Regions from separate parts of the Mus musculus genome. Here regions 1 and 2 are each linked to region 3. A link is a loop called in an ENCODE intact Hi-C map of the cell type or tissue named here. Cell type or tissue: heart. All regions are shown on one strand. Region 1 overlaps Acly (ATP citrate lyase). Region 2 overlaps Fkbp10 (FK506 binding protein 10). Region 3 holds the start of Zfp385c (zinc finger protein 385C).

Region 1 (8,000 bases), 210 kb after region 3:
CAGCATCCAGGCAGGCACAGTGCAGGAGGAGCTGGGAGTTCTACATCTTCATCTGAAGGGTGCTAGCAGAATACTGGCCTCTTAGGCAGCTAGGATGAGGGTCTTAAAGCCCACACCCACTGTGACCCACCTATCATACCTTCTAATAGTGCCTAGTGAGTACAAACCATCACATTCCATTTCCTAGCCCGAATAGGCTTGTTCAAACATAGGAGTCTATTGGGGCCATACCTAAACATAGCATAATGCAAGTCCAACTTTCAAAGCCCCAATAGTTTATTAGTTTATAGCTCTCTCTCTCTCTCTCTCTTTCTCTTTTCTGAGACAGGATTTCTCTGTGTAGCTCTGGCTGTCCTAGAACTCACTCTCAAACTCAGAAATCTGCCTGCCTCTACCTCCCAAGTGCTGGGATTAAAGGTGTGTGCCACTACTCCCTGGCTATAGCAGTCTCAACAGTGTTAAAAGTTCAAAGTCTTTTCTGAGATTTATCCAGTCACTTAACTGTAATTCCCAAAGCAAGACAGGAAACCAGCTGGGCAAACTCAATACTCTGCATCTCTAGTTCTGATGTCAAAGTGGTCTTCAGATCTCCTACTCCTTTTTTATCTTTGTTGACTGCAACAAACTTCTTTGTCCTGGTCTGGTTTCACTCCCTGTTAGCAGCTTTCCTCTGCAGGTATTCCACTGCTCTGGCATCTCGAACACCTTGAAGTTACCAAGGCAACTTCAGTGTTACAGCTTCTTGTTCCAGTGTCTGGGATACACATGATCTTCTGGGCTTCTCCAACGGGCTGTTGTCACTTCTCTAGCTCTGCCCTTTTTAGCACTGTAAGCTCAAGTAGAGTAACTCTACTGCTGATGCTGTTCTTAGTGATCATCCCATGGTACTGGCGTCTCCAATACACTGTTGTCTTCTGCTGCAACTAGGCTTCACCAATAACCTCTCATAGTCTCCCTTCCTGGTGTCAGGCCTCAACTTCTTTGTATGACCCTTTTAGACCTGGGCTATCAACTGCAACTGAGGCTGCACCTTCACCAGTAGCCTTCTCTGGCCTCTCACAGTGCCAAGCCTCAGCTGCTTCATGACCCCTTTGTGCCTTCAAAACCCGTACCACCTGGGTGACTCACGTTATCAAGTGCAAGCTGCATGAGGTACACACAACCTTGGCTGTCTCTGGAACACAGCTTCTTTGTGCTCTCAGAAAACACTTCCCCGCCAGGCGTGGTGGCGCACGCCTTTAATCCCAGCACTTGGGAGGCAGAGGCAGGTGGATTTCTGAGTCCGAGGTCAGCCTGGTCTACAAAGTGAGTTCCAGGACAGCCAGGGCTATCTATACAGAAAAACCCTGTCTCGAAAAAACAAAAAACAAAACAAAAAAAAAGAAAACACTTCCCAGAAGATTTTACCTCAGTGATGCTGGTCTCTTTTTAATCACCACTAATTTCTTAGCTCCAGCTAACCAGTATCAATTGTCCCAGTAGTCCCTTCTATTCTGGACTCTAAAGCTAGAGCCACATGATCAAAGCTGTTTGCTGGGGCTGGAACATGGCTCCCTTGATCTACTACATTATCACTAGCTTTCTGTTTTCTAGCTCCATCACTGTGTAAGCTTGGCTGTCCTGGAACTTGCTCCTTAGAATGACTTTGAACTCAGATATCTGCATGCCTGTCTCCTAAACACTGAGATTAAAGGTGTGGTCCACCAAGCCTGGATTTAAGTTTTTCTTCACCTAGATCTTGCTCTGTTCTAGCTGGCTTTGAACTCAGAGATCTGCTTGTCTTTGCCTCTTGGGATTAAAGGCTTGTACTACCACATCTGGACCTAAATTTAGCTGGGTGGGGTCTTCCCCAAGGTCCCTTAATTCAATTTAATATCCTGGAACACAGGATTCGGCTCCGTTTCACCTCCTGGTGCCCCTATAATACTGGAACCATATATTTTATATTTTTCCTTTCTCAGCTTGCTGTGCTTGTTTAAAATGTTCTTCATGAGACTTAACCAGAGAACAAAGTCTATGATGGACTTTCCTGAGATATCCTTTGTCAGTGCAATTAATCTGAGTCTTTTCACCTTAGCCTCAGGCAGACTCTTCAGACAAGGGCAAAAGATAGCCACAAATTTTTTTCACCAAAATACCACAAAAACAGTCTTTATGCCATGTACTGAAATTCTTCACTGAAACCTCTTGGACCAGGGCCACACAATTCAAACCACTCTCAGTAACAAAGTTTCCACATTCCTACTAGGATAGCCCATTAAGCTCCATTTAAAGCATTACACGGCTTTTCCAAATCCAAAGTCCCAAAATCCACCTTCTTCCAAACAAAAGCATGGTCAGGCCTATCACAGCAATACCCCTGATACCAACTTTTGTCTTCGTTAGGATTTTACTGCTGTGAGCAGACACCATGACCAAGGCAAGTCTTATAAAGGGCAACATTTAATTGGGGCTGACTTACAGATTCAGAAGTTCAGTCCATTATCATCAAGGTAGGAACATGGTGGCAGGCATGGTGCAGGAGGAACTGAGAGTTCTACATCTTCACTTTAAGGCTGCTAGAGGAAGACTGACTTCCAGGCAGCTAGGATAAGGGTCTTAAAGCCCACACCCACAGTGTCATACCTACTCCAACAAGGGCACACCTTCTAATAGTGCCACTCCCTGGGCCTAGTATATACAAACCATCACACTGGGGCAGTCTCTCAGCTAGCTAACTTAACCTGGCATCTGCCATTCTGTGTCCCTGTGTGGGTCTCACTGCCTGCTTACACCTCCATTCTGTCTCGAGTGTGTATGTGTCTGTCTGTCTGTCTGTCTCTGTCTCTATTTCTCTGTCTTTGTCTCTCTGTCTGTGTGTCTGTGTGCGTGTCCTGTCTGTGTCCAACCAGAATCCTGCCCCACACTTCTTGCTCCAGCTCTGGGCCATCAGCTCTTTATTTTACAAAATGCCACGTTTTAGTCTGAGCTCATCAGCAGCAAGACAACAACTGATCCATCTCCTTGTCGCTTCGGGCACTGAGAGCTGCCTGACTCTTTTAGGCAGGTGATAGAAAGACAATACCAAAGTCTTGCTAGCACTTAGCTCTGTCTCTGCCCAGCAGTCAACATTTGGAAATACAGGGACACACCTTCATCCGATGAATGGGAAGGTCGCCCCAACACTCCTCCACTCTTTCTGTGCCTGCTTTTCCTTCTGTCTTCCTACCCAACCATGCCAAGGATTCCTCTAAGGGGTCAGCACCTCCATTTTTGGATCTTGCTGACACTACCCATTATTCATGGGGAGCACAGGACATTGAAATGTGTTACATTTTTGAGGTAATTTTTTTTTTTTAAGACTTGAGTTTATTTATTTGTTTATTTTTACTTTTGTTGTTGTTTTCAAGTCAGTTTCTCTGTGTAGCTCTGACTATCCAGGTACTCTATAGACCAGGCTGGCCCTAATTCATAGATCCACCTGCCTCCGAGTGCTGGGACTGAAGGTGTGCATCACCAACCCAGCTTAAAAGTAATTCAGATTGTTGTATGACGCTCAAGGATTATCAGCTAGTATAGTAGCTGTCTGGGTAGCAGTTGATCTTGAATCCTTGAGCAGGTCACTCTCTTAATTTCAGAGAGAGAAGAGTGAGAAAGCCCCTAATGGCACACTGAAGGCAGCTACTGAGGGAATAGTTGAGAGATGGAAACTGGGTCTGCAGAGATAACACTGGCTGTTCTTCCAGATGGCCCAGGTTCAATTCCCAATACCTCCCTACAGGACAGCATACTTAGTCCTCCGTAGCTCATTTCAGGGGACATGCTGCCCTCTTCTGGCCACTATATACACATTGTGCATATGTATACATAAAGGTTCAAATAGTCAGATACATTTAAAAAGTGGAGAATTCAAGATAGGCCTTATAAAGTGGCACTTTTGCAAGTGTGGGTCTCAGAACACAGGCCCTCAAGGCAATCACCCAGCCCACCAGAGAAACAGGGCTGCTTTAAGTCAGGAAAATGCTATTATTGAGAAATCCCAGAGTTTAAAGTTTTGTTTGGTCAGGTATGATGACCTACACATGTTGCTGAGGCAGGAGAATTGCTTGGGGCCAGGAATTCAGAGGTCAGCCTGAGCAGCTTAGCAGAAGGGATCCACTATGAAATATCTGCTGAGCTTCGCAGAGCGAGTTTCTGAGCGCAGAAAAATAATTATTAACTTTTCTACAAAGCATGTTACGGATTCTCCTTTGTTCATTTAAATCTGCAATACCGCGGGCTGGGACCAAAATCGTCCAGGTTCAACTGCTTCCACATACTACCTTGTGGTTGGTGGGCAGTCACTCAGTCCTTGAGGAAACATGAGTAGGCAGCAGACAAAGCATCCTGTGAGTGGAGCTCTTAGCGCTTGGTGGTGGGAAGCACTGGTTACTCAGATGAGATGCTAGTACGATTGCTTGCTGGGTCCCATCCTAAGTCAGAGGTCAATTCATTTATTTTCCCAACTGCTTGACTCCCACCTAACTCTTTAAATTTTTTTTTTACTATATTTAGAGTGGGAGTGTGCATACTTGTGATACATTGAGGGTCAGAGGACAATATGTAGGAGTCTGTCCTTTCCACAGTTGTCTTGCTTGGTGGCAGGCACTTTTTGCCACTGAGCCATCTCACCACCCCTGGTAAAGTATTTGATGGGTTTTTTCTCTTCCTCCATGTTCCTGTTTCATTGGGTATACACCTTATTCCAGCCCATGGTCAGAATGAAGAAGCAGTTGCTAGTTGTTGCTATAGAGATGTAAGCCTAGTGATGACGCTGACATTTTGTTTGGTTTTTGGTTTTTCAAGACAGGGTTTCTCTGTGTAGCCCTGGCTGTCTTGGAACTCACTCTGTAGACCAGACTGGCCTCGAATTCAGAGATCCACCTGCCTCTGCCTCCCAAGTGCTGGGATTAAAGGCGTGTGCCACCACCGCCCAGCTAAACGATGACTTTTTGAACAGCTTGAGATTTTTGCTTTCATATGAACTCTCTTGAGCTTCTAGGCATAACTAACTCTACCCTTTGCTTGTTGCTGAGAGCTAACCTTCCTTCCATCCCTCTTACACTGGCCACAGGGATAGCAAACGTGGCTCATGAGAAGAGCGTGATCTTGAAGTTGGATTGACAGCTCTGAATCTCACCTTACTGTACACTATGTATGTCATCTTGGAGAAGTTAACTTCTCCCACCTCAGGTGCCACATCTGTGATAGGGGAGTTGCCTCTCCTACCTATTTAGTTAGCATACAAAGGCTTAGATGAAGGAACACATGTGAAGCCTTGGGCACAGGCCAGCCTGTGGTCAGTACTAATGTTTCCCAGGGTTTCTTCTCTTTCCTGGAGAACTGACCAGCCTAGTAAAGTTGCTGTTCTTTGCTTTCCAGGTCCAGTTTGGCCATGCTGGAGCTTGTGCCAACCAGGCTTCTGAAACTGCAGTAGCCAAGAACCAGGCCTTGAAGGAAGCAGGAGTGTTTGTGCCCCGAAGCTTCGATGAGCTTGGAGAAATCATTCAGTAAGGAGTGGGCAGGATGTGGTCCCCCCATCTTTCCTGATCCCTCCTGAGGACAGCAGCCCCCATAACACGGTGGTGGTGGTGGGGGGACTCTGGATACTCCTAGCTGTTCATTTGCTCTAATGCACTACAGGGAAAACCATCTTTTTCCTGGCTTCTGTTTTATTTTAGTTGTAAAAGTATCAGGTCAAGGCCAATGAGGCTGGTGTTAAACCTTGTTTGGTTTCTGAGGCCACAGGCTTGGTTGGTGTTGGTGGCCGTTAAAGAGACATGGGCTTGGGTGTGTTTAGAAAGTGTCAGGCACTTTTGGCGCACGCCTTTAATCCTAGCACTTGGGAAGCAAAGACAGGAGGATCTGTGTGAGTTCCAGGCCAGCCTGGTCTACAGAGTGAGTTCCAGGATAGCCAGGAGCACACAGAGAAACCCTGTCTCAAGAAACAAACAAACAAACAAACAAGCAAACAGTGTCATCTGGAGTATCGTGTATCACTTCTGGCTGATAGAGTTATTGGACATTTATTTTTTTCTATTTCTACCTCCTGAATCTGCCTTGGCTGTTCTCGTCTCTTCCCGTGGTTCTCACATCCAGCTTCCCATGAGGCCTCATCCAGTGAAGGGGAGCTAAAGGGGTCGGGGTCAGGACATCCTGGGCCATAGTTTGTTTTCATTTAGTTCTTGGGATCCAGTTGGTAGGAGTAGGGCACTGTCGGCCCAAGATGCCTACAGTGTTTGGGATAAAGCCTAGAAAAAAATGTCTATAGAAACCATAGTGTCTCCTGTCTCTCCTTCCCTCCCAGGTCTGTGTATGAAGATCTGGTGGCCAAAGGAGCCATTGTACCTGCCCAGGAAGTGCCACCTCCAACAGTGCCCATGGACTACTCTTGGGCCAGAGTAAGTGTCATGGGTATCTGGAGGGTGAAGGTGGATTTGGGGGTTTCATTAGTTTGTCTTGAAAACATACTTTCTACAGTCCTAAAACTTGCTATGTATAAAATGCAGAGATTGTCTGCCTCTGCTGCTGGAGTGCTTCTGTTCCCATGCCTAGCTCTTAGTTGGTATTCTTACAGGTAGCCCTGGCTGTCCTAGAACTTACTAGACTGGGCTGGCCTCAAACTCAGAGATCCTCCCAAGGGCCAGGATTAAGGGTGTGTGCCATCACACCTGGCTAGATTGGTGAATCTTAAGGTGGTTTGACCTCCTGGATATGAGGCCCCTTCCAACTACTTAGAAACCTCTCTGATTAACTCTGGGTCCCATCCACTGTATACTAGAACTGTCCCTGGTTTTATTTTTAGGTCAGGTGACAGAATGGGCAACACAGCCCACATCTGATGTTGGAAGGAGCCAGCTTTTAGGGGCTGACAGTCAGCACTAGGGAAGTAGAGGCAGGAAGATCAGAAGTTCATGGTCATATTACTTATTCTTTCTCTTCCTCTTCCTCCTCCTCCTCTTCCTTTTCTTCTTCCTTCTTCCTTTCTCCCTCTTCCTTCTCCTTCTTCTTCCTTCTCTCCTCTGTCCTTTCTTCTTCCTTCTTCCTTTTTTTGGGTTTTCCAAAACAGGGATTCTCTGTGTAGCCCTAGCTGTCCTGGAACTCACTCTGTAGATCAGGCTGACCTTGAACTCACAGAGATCCACCTGCCTTGGCCTTCTGAGTGCTGGAATTAAAGACAAGTGCCACACTGTCCGGCTTAGAAAGCTGCTTCTAAGGAATGCTTACCTAGAACTTACAAAGGAATATATTTAAAATTTTTGTTTAGTTAGTGTTTATCACAGGAGATTATCAGAAGATAATTATGAGGTGCCATCAAGCAGTTAAAAGGAATTAACTAAATTGTACATGGACAGACATTAATAGAGTCAGATCCACTAAGTAAAAGGCACACTATGGCAGGCTTGCTAAATAGTCTTGGTGGTCCTCAAACTTGGTGTGTCTACTGCCCTGGGCCTCCACCTCTTTTTTTTTTTTTTCTTTTTCTTTTCTTTTTCCTTTTCCTTTTCCTTTTTTTCTCTTTTGTTGTTGTTGTTGTTGTTGTTGTTGTTTGGTCTGATTTCTCTATGTAACCCTGGCTGTCCTCGGACTCAGTGATCGCCTGCCCCTGTCTCTCAGTGTTAGGATAAAAGGTGTGCACCTCTATGCCTTGCTAGCCTCTACTTCTTGAAAAGAGTTTGTCTGGGTACTTACTGCTTGGCCATCAGAGCGGCCAAGGCATTCCTGAGAGCACACACAGCTTTCTGTCTTGGGGAAAAAAAAAAAAGCCCTCTGCTGGCCACCATAACCTTCTGTCCTCATGTCTGCTTAGGAGCTGGGTTTGATCCGAAAACCTGCCTCATTCATGACCAGCATCTGTGATGAGCGAGGGCAGGAGCTCATTTATGCGGGCATGCCCATCACCGAGGTCTTCAAGGAGGAGATGGGCATCGGTGGTGTCCTCGGCCTCCTCTGGTTCCAGAGAAGGTGAGACACATGGGCAG
Region 2 (8,000 bases), 270 kb after region 3:
CAGGAGGGATCAGAAGAGGTGTCCTTCTGGTAGACCCGGACAGCAGAGGCTGGAGCCCATTGCATGCCAGAGCCATAGGAAGCTGCCATGTGACACCGGAGCATTAGTTCTTGTCACTGTCTGTCAGACACTGGCCAAGTGTTCCTTGTGGCCGTTCAGGCCCCTCGTTTGCCAGGCTGGTCCCTGTAAGCTCCTCAGATTTTCACAAGAGAGCTGGGGAGTGGTGCTTGCCTGCTTCTATCCCAGGCCCAAAGTATGGAGTGCCAAGAGGGACATTTTAGGGATGGCACATCTGCTTCCCTGGCAGGTGGAGGAGCGGCGGGAGCGTTACATGGACTCCTACGACATTGTGTTGGAGAAGGACGAGACGCTGGACGTGGTTAATGGGTTGCTGCGGCACATCCTTTACCAGGGGGACTGCGTGGAGCTCCAGGGCTCTTAAGGCTCAGGCCGGGCCCTGCCTCAGCCATGAGGAGGAGACCTTGCCCACAAAGCCATCCCCTGTCAGCACAGAGAGAAGTTCAGAGCTGTTGGGCCCTCCCACACCCCCTGACTCCTTCCCCATGCCTCTGCCTCCCTCCTGCTCACAAGAGGCTCGAGGGAGGCCTGTGGGAAGGCGGCCAATGCACTTCCAAGTAAACCATGGACCACAGCCTTCTAACCGAAGTGTGAGCCTTCTACAGATCATCTGGTCCAAAAGTTCTCTCTAAGAACGTTTTCAGAGCTGGGAATACAGATGGCTCAATGGTAAAGCCACTGCCTAGCATATGGAGGGCCCTGGGTTCCTTCCCCCAGCACTGTATGGGGGTGGGGGTGGGGGCAGAGAAAAAGAAAAGCTGTATGTCCAAGAAATATAATGTAATGTGTGAATCAGATGAAAATTAAAATACAAGCTGGGCGGTGGATGCACGCGTCTTTAATCCCAGCACTTGGGAGGCAGAGGCAGGCGGATCTCTTGAGTTCAAAGCCTACAGGGCAAGTTCCAGGGCATCCCAGACTACACGGAAACCCTGTCTCAAAAAACAAAACAAACAAAACCTCAAAAAGACAGAGGAGCTTCAACTCATGGTGTAGGAGTGTAGGACTATGCATCAGGAACCATGACCCTCAGGGCACAGGAACATGGAGTGGAGACCCAGAGAGCTGGGCCAGACTCAGTAGCCCGACTCAGACAGCCCGGGGGAGGAGGGACTCGGGGAGTGAGGATGATTATAGGAAAACCAGAAAAGGATGCTGAGACAAGAGAGAGATTTGGGAGGACTGCCAAATACTGTCAATACTGCCGCAGCCTCAAGTGTTTTTTTGTTTTTTTATACCTCACAATACCGTGGGCAGCAGAGCCACAGGCTAACAGAAACAACTGCTGAAGTATACACAGGACATCTCTCCTTATCGAGAGGCCTCCCTGTTCCTTCCACCAAGGTCAATAGAACGTTCAGGTCCTAGCCTTGAGTCAGAAGTGTGCCTGCTATCCTTCCGTGTCTCAGCAGGCCAGGAAAGCTGCCAACAGACCCTGACCTGCTTTGACTCTGCCTGGCCTGGCAGGCAGACTCTCTCTCTCTCTCTCTTTTTTCCCCTCTCTTTCATAGAAGCAGGCAAACAGCTCCCCACACAGAACAAAGTTTGAGGACGGGGAAAGCATAGAAAACCCAGTGTGGGTGCAGTTTGAGCCTGCTTGCTGCCTGGATCCTGGAAGAGCTTCGTCGTATATCTGTAGAGCTGAAAGGGTAGGGATGAGAAAGTGTGGTCCTTACCTGGAACGGGTACAGCCTTGAAACTTGAAATTCTGTTGAGCTGAGGTGGCCTGTCTTAGACACCCCCACGTGCACAAAGGAGCCATTTGAGTACGCATTTTCCATGTCCTTGGATCTTTTTCTCCATTTTTTGATCCAGTGCCACCAACATAATGAAAGGGACTTTTTTGGTTTTTCAAGACAGGGTTTCTCTGTATAGCCCTGGCTGTCCTGGAACTCATTCTGTAGGCCAGGCTGGCCTTGAACTCAGAAATCCACCTGCCTCTGTCTCCCAAGTGCTGGGATTAAAGGCATGTGCCATAGCTGCCTGGCAGATTCTTTTTTTTTTTTTTTTTAATTCATGTATATGAGTGTTTTACCTGCATGTATGTATGTGTACCAGATGTGTGCCTGGTAATTGCAGAGGTCAGTTGAGTGTGCCAGCTCCCCTAAACCTGGAGTAGCCATGGTTGCTAGCCACCGTGTGGGTACTGGGAACTGAACCTGGATCCTCTGTAAGAGCAGCCAGTGCTCGTAACCACCGACCCACCTCTTCAGCCCTGTGAAAGGGATTTGAGGTTAGACACCCAAGACAGACTGCAGAGCCAAGCAGAAGTAATTGGTTTGCTAGCGTTTTGCAATTTCAACTGTTCTCAAAAGACTGATGAGCCGGGCAGTGATGGTGCACGCCTTTAATCCCAGCACTTGGGAGGCAGAGGCAGGCGGATTTCTGAGTTCGAGGCCAACCTGGTCTACAGAGTGAGTTCCAGGACAGCCAGGGCTACACAGAGAAACCCTGTCTCGAAAAACTAAAAAAGATGTGACGAACTAGGGGGGATTCTCCCTGTGGCTCCTGTCAAAGAACAAACAGAGGGCTGGTTCTCCTGGACCTTTTCTCTGGTCCCAATCAAGTTGTCCACGCACTGTCCTGTTCAAGAGGCTGGTTTTCGGAAGTGAGGTTTGCATGTAGATCGGAAGGGACCAGGAGTCCAGGGCTAATGAATACCTGCTGAATGCACATGCCATTCTGGGCACTTAGACACCTGCCGTCTCAGTGACCCTGTGAGCAGAATCCCTTTATGTAGGTAGCTCAGACAGGATGAGTAACTTGCCCAAAAGCTGTAGCTAATAAGAGCCAAGTTCTGGGTCAGTTCTCCATCTGCTGGTTTCTCAGCTTCACTCTCAACTGTCCTAGGGTTTTTTTTTTTTTTTGGGGGGGGGGAGGGAGTTGGAGGGGTGGGTGGGGAGGATCTATGTGGGCATGGGGAGCAGCTATGGCTGGTTCAGGATCACAACCTCAGGAGCTTTCTGGAGGCTTTGGTGACCAATCACTGGCCTTAGGCAGCAATCCTGTCTTAAGGTCCTGGGATGTGTTAGCTTTCTGTTACTGTAACAAAAATACAGCAACCAACTTAAAAGGTGGGGGGAGTTACTTGGCTTTATAGTTTGGGAAGTTTCAGGCTGTACTACTTGGCAACAATTGTTTCCGGCCTGTGGTGGCAGAGTAGTCATGGTGGGAAGTACTTCATGATGAAATAGCCTTTTGGCCTTAAGGTAGCCTGGTACAAGAGAGACTAGGGCCTTACAATCCACTTCCAAGAATACACCAACGGTCAGTTCCCTTTCTGTTGTAACAAAACAACCTCGGCAGCTTATAAATACAGTTGGTTGGGCTTGTGATTTTAGAAGGTTAGAGTCCTTGACGATGGCCAAAGGGGAAGCGGGAGAACCTGAGAGCCTACGCCTTGGTCCACAAACAGGAGGCAGAGAGGACACAGGAGTAAGGTAGGGCACAGAGGGTGTTTTGGAAGCCTCAAAGCCTGCCCCTGCGGCAGATGCCTACCATGAAGGCCACACCGAATCCTTCCCAAACAGCACTGCTAACTGGGGAACCAAGTATCCAAATATATGACCGAGCGGGACTATTCTCATTCAAACCACCACACCAACGAAACTTTCCACGAGCCCCGCACCTTCTAACAGCCTCCTGAGCTGGAGACCAAGCCTTCGGGGACATCCTGACACCAAACTGTAGCACTGGGCAAGAGGATGCTGCTTAGGAATAGTGAGGGTGGGATGTGGCCTTGTCGTTTTCTGGAAAGCCCCAGTCCGCCGAGAAAGCACGGGGCATCTCCATCACTGTGTGCAGAATGAGACAGGCAAGTGAGGGTGAACAGACTGGCTGGGGAGAGAGGCAGTTCTCTCTAGGACTGTAACATCTGAAGTCAGTTTCCTCCCCTCTGGCAAGAAGGAGAAAGGAAGGTGGGAGTGCTGCGGTCCTGAGAACGGATCTGTATAAACAAGTGTGATCTGGCCTGGGTGGACTGATTCTTGGGCTTTAGAGGTTGTCTGAGGTCATGGACACTGTTTTTTGCCTTCAGCTAAGACAATAAGGAACTGGGCTCCTCTGCAGGCCTCTCCTGCAGACCCTTATCTCTGGACAGTAACTCCCAAGGCCCCAGGCCTCTTCACACCCACAGGCATCTGATTAGGCCTGAAGGAGGGACGTGTGAAGATCGCCATCTGGCGTCTGGAGTTCATGAGGCCATGACAACTGCCTGACTCATCCCCCATTTCTGCACTTGCCCTCGGGGTAAAAGTGCTCTCCTGAGCTGGGGAGATTGCTCAGCCTTTCGGTAAAGTGCTTACCATGCAAGCCCCCACCCCCCACCCCCCAACCATGTGACAAGCAGGTACAGTATTGCACCTGTAATCCCAGCTCCGATTTGCAAACCAGTCAATCTAGCCTAATTTTTTTGACCGCCAAGTTCAGTGAGAGATCCTGTCTGAAAAAAATAAGGTTTATGTAGGGCCTCGTGAGATGGTTGAGCAGCCCGCATGGTGGTGCACTTGGGAGTCAGAAGCAGGCAGCTCTCTTGAGGACGGCCTGATCTACATTGCAAGCTCCTGGACAGGTTTACAAGGAGAGACCTGCCTCAAAAAAAGAGGGCAGGGGAGAGAGGACTCTGTAATTAAAAGCACTGACTGCTCTTCCAGAAGACCTAGCCTTGATTCTCAGTACCCACATGGCAGTTCACAGTTGTCTGTAATCCAGTCCTAGGAGATCCAATGCTGTCTTCCAGCCTCTCTAGGCATCAGGCATACATATGGTATACAAACAGACTATAGGTAAAACACAAACACATTAAAAAACCTAAGAGGAGCTGGTGAGATGGTTCAGCAGTTAAGAGCGCCGACTGCTCTTCCAAAGGTCCTGAGTTCAAATCCCAGCAACCACATGGTGGCTTACAACCATTTGTATCTGATGCCATCTTCTGGAGTGTCTGAAGACAGCTACAGTGTACTTACATATAATAAATAAATAAATATTTTTTAAAAAAGGAAAAAAAAACCTAAAAGATAAAGGTGAGAGAGCCCATACTGCTCTTCAGGAGGGCCACATTCAGTTCCCAGCACACACGTGGCAGATAACAATTGGCTCTAACTCCGGTCTCAGGGCATCTGATAGACCCTTTTGTGGATTCTGTGGGTGCCAGGCACACATGTAGTACAAAAGACATACATGCAGGCAAAACATCCACCTATCCATCTATGAACACATACAAACACACTAAAAAAATTAAAAAGTGGAGAGAGATTGCCAGGGACGTCGGAACTCAGCCACCAGTCCCACACACATACAGGCATACAATAAAAGCACCAAAAAGAAAACCAGACATCTGTCCACTTCTGGAGGTCTTCAGTTTAGCCTTTTATTGACACAAAGGAGAAAGGACTGGATCAGTTTAGCCTTTGAGTCCAAGACCCTGCCCACCTTCCTCCCCTCAGATTAGCACCAAGTGCAGGTTCTCGAAACCCTTGGGCCTGAGCAGGCTTTCCTCTTACACAACCTTTCATTTTAGAGGGAACTTCTTAAGATGAGAGACCTGACCCCGGTGGCTTGGGAGGAGAAGAGTGAGAATGGTGGGCAGCTGGAGCCACCCCTTCCTGAGGAGCAGAGCTGAGGCAGAAGAACGCAGGCTCTCGTCACTCAGATTCATGCCCCTGCAGAGCTGCCATGACAGAGGGGACGGGGACAGGCGGGGACAGGGAGATGGGACAGGACAGTACAAATAAAGGGCACGTCTGGGAAAGTGAAGGACCAAGAAGCTCACCCTTGCCGTGCCTAGTGACGTGAGATGGGAGGATGGGTGTGTGGGGTTCGCGATGGCCCTAACCAAATCTCAGTGCCTCCTCCCTGAACTGGATCTGTCACAAGAACCTTAAGGAAGAGGCTTAGGGTTGGACGAGAAAAACACAGATGTCTGTGCTGAGAACTGAAAGCCACGGCCCATGCGTGGGAAGACCACAGTAGTCTCCACTGATATCCAGTGACTCCCAGAGTTATTCCCCCTGACGGATCGGGGGGCTGTTAGCAGGCCAGCTCCATGCCCACTGCCCCCCAGCCGAGGGGCCTTTGTGTCTGAGGTCAGGCCTGACACTCTGGCCCTCAGAGCTCCTCATGGACCCGCTCCTGGTCCTCATCTGACTTCAGCTTGAGCTCCTCAGCTGTGATCTTGCCATCCTGGTTCCGGTCCTGGTTCTGAAACATGTCACTGATGGTTTTGTCTGGGTCTTGCCCAGGCATGAGGCGTCCTTTGCCTTCATTCACTTGAGCCTTGATGAAGGAAGAGAACTGGGGGAGGGGAGAGCAGAGGAGGGTGAGGTGGTGAGGCTCATGGTCAACAGCTGCGGATGGCCTTGGGAAGGGGCCCCAGGTGCTGGCCCACATTGTTCCCACCCCCCAGCCTGGTACCCAGAGGATTTGGGTCTGAGATGGAGGGTGGTAGGAGGAGGACAGGCTGCATGCACAGTGTGCAGGAGGGAATGCATGGAGCTCAGCAGAGGGGAGCAAAGTAGGCAGCCAGAGGGCAGTGAGCATGCTGGCTTCTGGGTTGGGGTTGTGACTGAGTTCCTGACCCACCTCTTCTGGGGGCACCTCTCCATCTTTATTGAGATCCATGTCTTCAAAAAGGCTAGTGGAAGGATCCTGGTACCACACAAACAGGTAGCCTGTGGGCAGGCCATCCTCTCGGGATACCAGCTCCACCTCAAATAGCAGCACAGCACTGCCAGGGACACCCCGGGCTGGAGAGATGGAGGGCAAAGAGAACAGAATTCCAGTGAGGTTTGAAGCTGAGCCCTAACGCAGGCCTCCGTTTTCTCTTATGGAAGGGGCACGGGGTGTTTAACCATCCTAAAAGTTTCCCTGGTCCCACCCACCAGTGGCCAAGGCCTGAGATGGATAGGGGCAAACCATGGGAATAGACTTAGAATCTGGGTCTCTGTCTCTCACCTCCATTCTCCCCGTGGGCCAGGTGTGGGGGCACAATGAGCTGCCTCCTCTCTCCTACACACATGCCCTGCAGGCCCCTGTCCAGACCTTCGATCACTTTGTTGGCTCCGAGGGTGATCTCTTGAGGGGCCTCATAGTCGTGGCTGTGGGGAGAGTGGATTTCCAGGTCAGCAGCAGGGGTGACTGAAGGCTCGTCTCTTTCAGTATCTCTATCATTCTAGAATGGCAGTTCTCACTTCCTCCAGCTTTACACCCTCATTTCTCTGCATTTCACACCCATAGCTCCCCGAGGCTCAGTGAGACAGGAAGTAAGAGACTGTGAGACCCAGAGAGAGGAGAAGAAGCCTGGCAAGCTCACCCACACCTAAACCCACCATCAGCCCAGCCCTGGCCCTGCCCAAGAACCCACGACGAGAAGAGCCTGGTGCCGTCCAGCAGAGAACAGTTGTAGTGGTAGCGAATGAAGTCCCCGATTTTGGATGTCTCATTGCAGTTCTCAGGAGGCCGGGACAGCGTCTTGATTTCCACAGGGTCCGAAGGGTTGTGGAAGTCGATGACGTGCACATCGAAGATGAGCACAGCCGAGCCAGGGATCTTGTCTCCTGAGGCCAGATGGGGCACAGTTAGCTGAGGGCTCTGGGTGGGGGCTTCTCACTATCTCCGTGGGGCCCAGGCTGGATACCTCCTCCCAATCTCAAGAAACCATGCGAGGTCAGATGGCATGTTCCAGAATGAGTGCTTCCCACTACCTACATCTTGCTGTTGAAGGAAAGGGACAAGGAACAGGAAAACCCTTTTCCACCCAACAACTTGCAGGCTCCCAGTAACACCCTGCCATGAGTGATGTGCAGTGCATTAGTGAAGAGCCGGAGGCTCCCAAAATCTGTAATACAAGACCTCTTTGCTCAGTGGGGCTAGACTCTGTGTCCTTAACTATTCTGTCCCCAAACTCAGGCTTGCTGTCCTTGTTC
Region 3 (8,000 bases):
TTTAGAGGTCACTAGGGAAGGGGTCTGGTAGGATGCTTGCCTCACAAGCACAGAGCCATAAGCCAGGTGTGGTAGTGTGTTGTAATCCCAGCACTCAGATGACAGATGGAGGCAATAGACCCAGAGGGTCAAGGTGGTTCTTGTCTACAACAGCAAGTTCAAGGCCAGCTTAGGATATTTGAAGAATCTGTCTTTTATAAGGGAGGGAGGGAGAAAAAAGTGTCCTAGGGATTACGGGTCACTAGGAAAGGCCAGCATAATCTTGGGGATAACCTTGGGACAGACTGGGACTCTGGGTTCCCGTAAACCTTTTCTTTCTCCCTGAACCCTCCAACAGAAAGACCAGCAGGAAGTGATCCAGGAGTTCAGGGATGGTATCCTGAGCCTTCTAGTGGCCACAAGTGTGGCAGAGGAGGGGCTGGATATCGCTCAGTGCAATGTGGTGGTGCGCTATGGGCTCCTGACCAATGAGATCTCCATGGTCCAGGTACACTTAAGCCCTGCTACCCACTGCAGCCCTGGAAGGATCCCATATGGATCCCAGCCCACATCTCCCTCACCTTTGTCATTTTTCCCAGGCCCGGGGTCGTGCTCGAGCTGGTCAGAGTGTGTACTCCTTCCTGGCTACAGAGGGCAGTCGGGAGATGAAGCGGGAGCTAACCAATGAGGCTCTGGAGGTGCTGATGGAGAAGGCTGTGGCTGCTGTACAGAAGATGGACCCTGATGAGTTCAAGGCCAAGGTCAGCGGCAGCCTGCAGCAGCCTCTGAGAGCCTGAGGCTCTGACTGCATCCACACACTCCTGGGTCCCCTCCAGGATCACTTAGGGAACTTTTATACCAGGCAGAGAAAGATCAAGGCCATGGTAACTGTTGCCAGAGAAGGCGATGCCTGTCCTCTGCATGACCTTAGAAAATAGGCCTTGTCCCAGGTGTGCCCTTATCCTTGGTTGGAGGCCAGCCTGAATTATGTGAGGGTGCTGGGGGAAAGGGCTGGGGGACGGGAAACAGATACTTTATATATTTGTGAGAGCCTTTCTGGAAATAGAAGGAAACAAAAACACAGGTGGTAGGTAAGATCCGGACAGATAATGTCCTAATCTCAGAAGCAGCATCCAAGCCATTTTCTTTAGTGCTGTTGTTTTAGCATAATGCCATCCCATGATAGATTTAAACAAACAAACAGACAAACAGCCGGGCAGTGGTAGCGCACGCTTTTAATCCCAGCGCTTGGGAGGCAGAGGCAGGTGGATTTCTGAGTTCAAGGCCAGCCTGGGCTACAAAGTGAGTTCCAGGACAGCCAGGGCTACACAGAGAAATCCTGTCTCGAAAAACAAACAAACAAAAAAGATAAAAACAAACAAGCAAAAAAAGCTATGCATGACATTTTTTAAAGGATGAATACAACACAACATTAACAGGAACGGGGAGATGACTCAGTCAGTCAAGGGTAACACAAGCACAAGGACCTGAATTCCCAGTCCAGTAAAAGTCTGGGTACAGCAATGTGTTAACTCTGGGAAGACAGACAGGAGGATTTCTGGGCTTGCTGGCCAGCCAGCTTATCTGAGTCAGGGAGCTTCAGGTTCAGTGAGAGACCCTGTCTCAAACAAGAAGTCCCTTCTGGGTCCGGGTACAAATGATCTGGGGTCTTTGGGAACTCTGAGAACTTTCCTGAGGTTGGGTCTCTTGGTGTCCATGTCCAAGTCCTGTCCCCCGCCCTCTTCTCCAGATCCGGGACTTGCAGCAAGCATCTCTAGTTAAGCGGGCAGCACGCGCGGCCCATCGGGAGATCCAGCAGGGGCAGTTCCTACCGGAGCACGTGCAACTTCTCTGCATCAACTGTATGGTGGCCGTGGGCTACGGGAGTGACCTGCGGAAAGTGGAGGGCACCCACCACGTCAATGTGAACCCCAACTTCTCGTGAGAGCCATGGGAGGGCTTGCAGGATGCAGAAGGGCTTTTTACCGGGTGTGGCAAGCTAAAAAGTGTTTTAGCAAGCAGGTTTTATCCCCAACAAAGAGAACTAGAATTTAGGATACAAAGAATTTAGCCATGACCTGAGTCCTTGACCCTACCCACTCTCAGGATATCAAGAAAAGTTTAACTGTCGGGTGAGGTAGCCTGTCTATGTCACTCAGTAGGCTAGGGAGAATTTTTTTTTTTTTTTTTTTTTTTTTTTTTGGTTTTTGGAGACAGGGTTTCTCTGTATAGCCCTGGCTATCCTGGAACTCACTCTGTAGACCAGGCTGGCCTCAAACTCAGAAATCCGCCTGCCTCTGCCTCCCAAGTGCTGGGATTAAAGGCGTGCGCCGCCACCACCACCCAGCTGCAGTATCTTTTTCAATATTTGGAACATAAGTTATATGTCACCTAGGTAGGAGAAGGAGGGTGATGGGGTTTAAACACGGGAAATGAGTCTAGGCAGAAGTGAGAGAGCATAATTACCCTGAGAGGAATGATGGCAGGGATGGGGCTCGGGATCCAAGGATGTTCTCTGGATGCAGGAATAGGGTGTGGACAGGGCAGGCCAATCCTCCTGGGGACTAGAGTTCCTGATTCTGGGAAATTCTCTATCTTGACAGGCAGAAAGGTCAGATGTCTTGGGAGGGACTCAGCCAGTTACAGGACATGGAATCTGGGGTTCAGGGGCTCCAGAAGGGCTCTGTCTACTCCATTCTTTCTAGGGTCTACTATACCACCTCCCAGAACCCTGTGGTCATTAACAAGGTCTTTAAGGACTGGAGACCTGGAGGAACCATCAGGTGCAGTAACTGTGGGGAGGTAAGTAAAAGGCTATAGCCCAAGGCAAAGAGCCCTCAGCCCTGGACTCCAGAGGCCCTTGGTTTGGGAAAGGAGGCCTAGCTGCACCTTCCAGTCGTCACCCCAGGTGGGAACCACGCCTGCTCTGGGAGACCCTCTGTCCTTCTGTCTGAGAGACCCGCCGTCTGTCCTGTAGTCCCCTGTAGCTTGACCTTTTACTATTTTGCATGTTCCTTTTTCTTCCACCCTTCTTCACTTCTTTATTCACCCTTTCAAGCCCCTAACCCTAGGTAGGAGAGAAAAAAAGGATAGAGGGGGAAGGGGGCGATATTATCGGTAGACAACTTCCTGATGATTTGGGGCATCGAGTTCCTTGGGGCCAGTATGATCTTCACTGTCAGGATATCTAATTTCTTCTTTTCATCTCTTTGTACCCAATGCAACCAACATCATCCAACCACCAACTAGCCTCTTCTATCTTTGCTCTAGCATTTATACACCCTCTGAAGGGTCCCCAGACTTCCAGACGTCAAAACCACACCCTTGCTAGAGCACCAAGCAAATCACTGTCATTTGCTGTGGACAATCCAAGGCCGCCCCATATTACACACCTGGGATTAAAATTAAAACACTCTCATGAATCTGTGTTTTTAAAGAAACCAAAAATTTCATTATAGTCCTGTCTTAGGGAGCCTCCTGCATGATGGCCTCTGGTGGTAGATATGGGGCTGGTCATCACAGAAGTCCAGTTTAAGGATAGAAAGCCACGTGCTTCCATCTGTTCCACCATCAGGTCTGGGGCTTCCAGATGATCTACAAATCAGTGACCTTGCCAGTGCTCAAAATCGGAAGCATACTACTGGAAACACCTCGAGGGAAGATCCAGGCCAAAAAGTGGTCCCGGGTGCCTTTCTCCATACCAGTCTTCGATATCCTGCAGGACTGCACACAAAGCCTGTCTGAGCTCTCCCTGGACTGACCCCCTTGTGACTGCAGTACCTAGGTCAAACTGCAGGGGGCAGGAGAGTCCAGCAAGCCATCCTCCTTCCCCTGGCTAGCACTCTGGTCAGGGTACCCCTTTATTCTGCTGCAGAGATCTTAAACACATTGGATGGAGTTGGAAGATGAACGCAGGAGAATTATTATGCCATGATGTTCTAAGAACTACAACATCCCTCCCTTGCCCAAGCACCTTGTAGGTTTTGTTTTTGTTTTTGAGGCTCTTCATAAATTAAAGGTGTAGTAGAGAATATGTAACGGTTTTTATTTTGAAGTGTAATTGATGGAAAATAAGCTTCATTAGTGTGCCATGCCTCCTCCTAGTCAAGAGATGAACGCACCCTCGCAGATGTCTTTGTTTCCACTGTAAGGCCTATCTTCTACCCCTCTTTGCACACTTACCTGCTTGAGTAAATTTTAATGTTAAAATATTACCCTTTGGACTAGCTGAGTTGTCAGAGCTCAGCCTACAGTGTACAAAGCCCAGGGTTTGATGTCCAGAACTGCATAAAGCCAGCATGGCGAGTGCCTACCTGGATTCTAAACACTGGAGGGGTAGAGACAGGAGGATGCTCTGATGAGATCGTTCACTGGGTAAAGTATTGCCTACAGGCCTGACTGACTGAGTTCAATCCCCCAGGACCAACTTGGGGGAAGGTGAGGGCCACCAACTTGTTTCTCTGACCTCCTCCCATGCATCCTAGTGCAGTCATAAATACTCCAGCACACACACACACACACACACACACACACACAAACACACACACACACTCCGGCACACACATGCACACACAATGAATAATAACTGTAGCTAAGATAAGTTTAAAGCCATCCTTGGCTACATTGTATGTTTGAGGTCCGCCTGGGGTTGTCTCAAAAAAAAAAAAAAAAAAAAGAAAGAAAGAAAAAAGAAAAGAAAGGAAGGAAGGAAGAAAAAAGAAAGAAAAAAGAAATGAAAGGAAAAATGTCTTCTGTGTCTGCCAAGTTCTCATGTAGATCACCAGCAGGATAAATCTGAGGTGCCCAAGACAGGGTTCACAGGCCGAGAACACACCCATCACAGAAGCGGCTCTGGGTTTCATTCCTAGATCTAAAAAGCTTCAATTTGAGGCTCTTTAAGAATGTAAAGTCCTTGTCTCCTTGCCACCCTGTGACAGGTTCTAACTCTTCAACCCCCCCCCTTGTCCCCCCTTCTCACTTGAGAAAAAGCATCCGAGAGCCAGTATTGGAGGGCTGGAGTCAGGTAGGCATGGAGCAGGGAGAATCAGAGAGGCCTAATTTTTTTTTGTTCTGATTTTAATAGAGGCAAGATCTAGGTTGATTCTTCAGGGAAAGGGCTATTTCTGTAGTAAGAGGCCCAGCAGGCACAAGCCACCTTTGGGGGGGGGGAGGGATGGAAGGGTTAGGGCAGATTCCACAGAAGGATGACAGTTCTTCCTGTTATCCAACCTGTATCTCTTCTGCTTCATTCTTGCCCTGCCTCAAAGTGCATAGAAAAGAATTGATTCTCTCTTCTCCCAGTCTTTTCTGGCTAAAGCTAAAAATTCACAGCCACTCTTTTGGGCAGCCATCTTAACTAGGGTAACTCTTTCTCAGAGTGTCCTTGGTCCCTTCAGGAGTCATCCCCCCCCAACCACCAGCCAGGAACGTGCCTTTTACAGGTCAATAAAATTAGCGACTGATGGAGGAGGGGGCGGGGGCAGAGTGCTAAGCTCAGTGGCCTTGAATGTGGCTGGACTCACGGAGTCTGGACGCCTGTCATTCCAGTGCTAAACAGTGACAGCTGAGGGACCTGCCAGGGGGGTTTGGGGTTTGGAGGAGGGCCCTGTGTTGCCAGGAGAGAGGAAAAAGATGGATGCCTAATGTCTCTCTAATCACTGGGTCTTTATATTGCTGACCTTTAGGCAGGAGTTAGGGAGGGGGTGGGGTAAGGGTGTCTCCACCCATCTTCAATTTTGTGAGACCCTCAGACTGAGGGGAGGGAGACTCAGGCAAATCTGTTCTTGTTGCTGCTTTGGGCTGGGGGGTGGGGGGTCTTCTGGCGGAGCCAGGCTTGTGAACATCTGGACCAGGCTGTCAGATAGAATTGTATAAGGTCAGGAGGACTCAGGTTTTCTAACCCTCCGAGAGTCAAGTGTAGGTTCGTTGCCAGTGCTCCTGGCACTTAGGAAGCTGAAGAAAAACTGGTGCTAGTTGAATTCAAATGTGGCCTGAGTGCAGCCTTCCTAGCCTTGGGAAAAACAAATGAGGAGGAAGAGGCAGTGGGGGAGGAGAAACATGACAATGATGATGACAAAAGGAAGGAAGGAAGGGAGAAAGAAAGAAAAAGAAGGGAGGAAAGAGAGAGCCCACACATACGTGAGCAAGCATGATTGGTGGTACATGCATGTATGTAATCCTAGCATTTAGAGGGTGGAGGCTAGAGGACCAAGAGCTCAAGGTAGTCCTGGGCTACATAAGACCCTATTTCAAATGAGACGGGGAGAGAAGGGAAAGGAAGAGATAAAAGAAAAGAAACCGGAACTCCCAGTGGCCCTGTTTCTCTGCTCTATACTCAACAACCTCAAAATGCTTACCGACTCCTCACCTTCAGGACTGGGGTGGGACTGGAGACCCCGCCCCTCCCAGCTCGTCCCCGCCCCCAGCCCGCCAGCCCCGGCCCGCGAGCCCAGAGCTTTTGCGCTGCAAACCAGGCGAGAGCAGGTGGCCACCGCCGGCTGCATCTCTTTCCTGCAGGTAAGACACTCTGAGGATCTCGAGGTCAGCTCGGAAAGACAAGGCAGAGCCTTCTGTCTCCTGCCCGTCTCAAACCTAGGGGACACCCAGAGACAACTAGGCTCGGTAGGCGGGTGCGATAAAACTCTAAGGAAGTTGGAGGGAGCCGCTGGCTCTACGGGATAATGCCAGAGTCCAAGGGCTGCGGAAAGCAGCAACGGGCAGCAGACACTACAATGTTCCGAAGGGCAGCAGGTGAACTTCGTCACCCCAAGTACCCTTTGTGTGTCCCAGGGCAATATATTCGCAGTTCGGAGTAATGGAGTGAACCGAAGGGTTTCTGTTCTGGGAGCAAGTGAGTGACAGCTGTTGCCTATCAGCGTGGGACTTGGGTTTTCTGGTGTCCCTGGGTCATCTGCATCATTTGCACTTGGCTATAGATGGCGAGAGGAGGTGGGGAATGAGGAAATGCCAGAATCCAGAGGGCCCAGGATCAGCAGGTCCATCCTGCCTAGTGTCTTAGAGTCAGACCCTGAGAATGAAGGCAGGCCTGGGATGACTGTGCCCTCTTATGTGGGATTTGGGCTTTAGGATGAGACTCTGCCTCCCAGAACTCCAGGGAGGGTTTTCTGGGAGACCTGATCTGAGATAACTCAGCTGTGATGCCAAGATTCCTGAGTCAGAAAAGAGAGGCAATTTGGGACCTTGTGAGCCACTTAAGTAAAGACCCCCGGGGTGTGGAACAGAGGGAGGGAGGGTGCTACCTAGTCCCAGTCAAGACTCCAGGAACCTTCCAGAGATCATCCCCAACCTTTGGACAGACTGAAGAGACGATTAGGGCAGGGGATTTTTTTCATGTTTTTCATGACTGTCTAGATCCAGCATTCCACGATCTCCTCCCACACACACCATCATTGTCAGGAAATTCTTCCTCGTGTATTATGTTCAAGTGTGTGTGTGTGTGTGTGTGTGTGTGTGTGTGTGTGTGTTATGTTCAAGTGTGTGTGTGTGTGTGTGTGTGAGAGAGAGAGAGAGAGAGAGAGAGAGAGAGAGAGATCTACATGCCATGGCATGTGGGTGGAGGTTGGAGGACAACTTGCTAGAGACAACTCTCGAGGTCCACCATGTATATGGATACTGGGGAATTGAACTCAGATCCTCAGGCCTGGCAGCAAGCGTCTTTATCGAAGCCATCTCATTGGCCCTTGCTCATTTCCTACCATCCTTTCTGCTTCTGGGATAGCTTCTTGCTGGGAGGCAGTGAGCTGTAGGGCAAGAGACCTTGGGGTGGGTTAGCACTGAGTCCTCGACCTCTGTCCTTGCTTCCTTACTTGAAAATGGGGTTAAGGTTAGGACCCACCTCATAGGGTAGCTGCAGGGATTTAATGAGAATTCGCAGAAGAGCATCTAGCCCGGTCTCTGGCGCCTGGTGATGGCTCAACAGGTCTAAGTGTCCCCTCCTGGGTAGGACAGCAAAGCCGATCTGCAGGGGGTGGAGGTGGGGTGGAAAATTTTTAAAGCTTGTC

Evidence for each region. Hi-C counts contacts between places; a loop is a spot of excess contacts. Peaks named below come from ENCODE experiments on the same cell type or tissue, not always from the same donor. Only the 100,000 strongest peaks of a DNase experiment are listed, where the experiment ranks them.
Region 1: a loop joins it to region 3, with 3 times the contacts of the local background. A loop is called at or near these places in 4 of 42 quality-filtered maps.
Region 2: it touches region 3 in a loop (4-fold over the local background); 15 of 42 quality-filtered maps call a loop at or near these places.

What each region holds. Positions count from the first base shown.
Region 1 is chr11:100,482,128-100,490,127 of GRCm38, reverse strand. Acly (ATP citrate lyase) reads left to right here. Exons shown (of 28, transcript NM_134037.3): 20 at 5,401-5,528; 21 at 6,326-6,419; 22 at 7,829-7,983. Among named protein-coding and RNA genes, the nearest start is that of Mir7116, 7.6 kb to the right of the region's middle. In heart, a CTCF peak has its summit at 3,813 (motif pointing left); no DNase peak of the experiment used is centred here.
Region 2 is chr11:100,422,257-100,430,256 of GRCm38, reverse strand. It overlaps Fkbp10 (FK506 binding protein 10), which reads right to left. Exons shown (of 10, transcript NM_010221.2): 7 at 7,439-7,631; 8 at 7,030-7,172; 9 at 6,658-6,821; 10 at 5,417-6,369. The coding sequence ends at 6,184. It overlaps Nt5c3b (5'-nucleotidase, cytosolic IIIB), which reads left to right. Exons shown (of 9, transcript NM_001102650.2): 9 at 308-905. The coding sequence ends at 442. Among named protein-coding and RNA genes, the nearest start is that of Fkbp10, 11 kb to the right of the region's middle. In heart, a CTCF peak has its summit at 4,247; DNase peaks (open chromatin) are centred at 1,536, 4,246 and 6,206; H3K4me3 peaks cover 195 bases; H3K27ac peaks cover 2,596 bases.
Region 3 is chr11:100,690,896-100,698,895 of GRCm38, reverse strand. Zfp385c (zinc finger protein 385C) reads left to right here and starts at 6,430. Exons shown (of 9, transcript NM_001373887.1): 1 at 6,430-6,495. Dhx58 (DEXH (Asp-Glu-X-His) box polypeptide 58) reads left to right here. Exons shown (of 13, transcript NM_030150.2): 9 at 338-487; 10 at 579-740; 11 at 1,730-1,920; 12 at 2,685-2,781; 13 at 3,554-4,012. The coding sequence ends at 3,739. Gm38483 (a long non-coding RNA gene) reads right to left here. Exons shown (of 5, transcript XR_880214.3): 4 at 7,835-7,957; 5 at 1,367-1,870. In heart, no CTCF peak of the experiment used is centred here; a DNase peak (open chromatin) is centred at 3,755; H3K4me3 peaks cover 902 bases; H3K27me3 peaks cover 3,462 bases.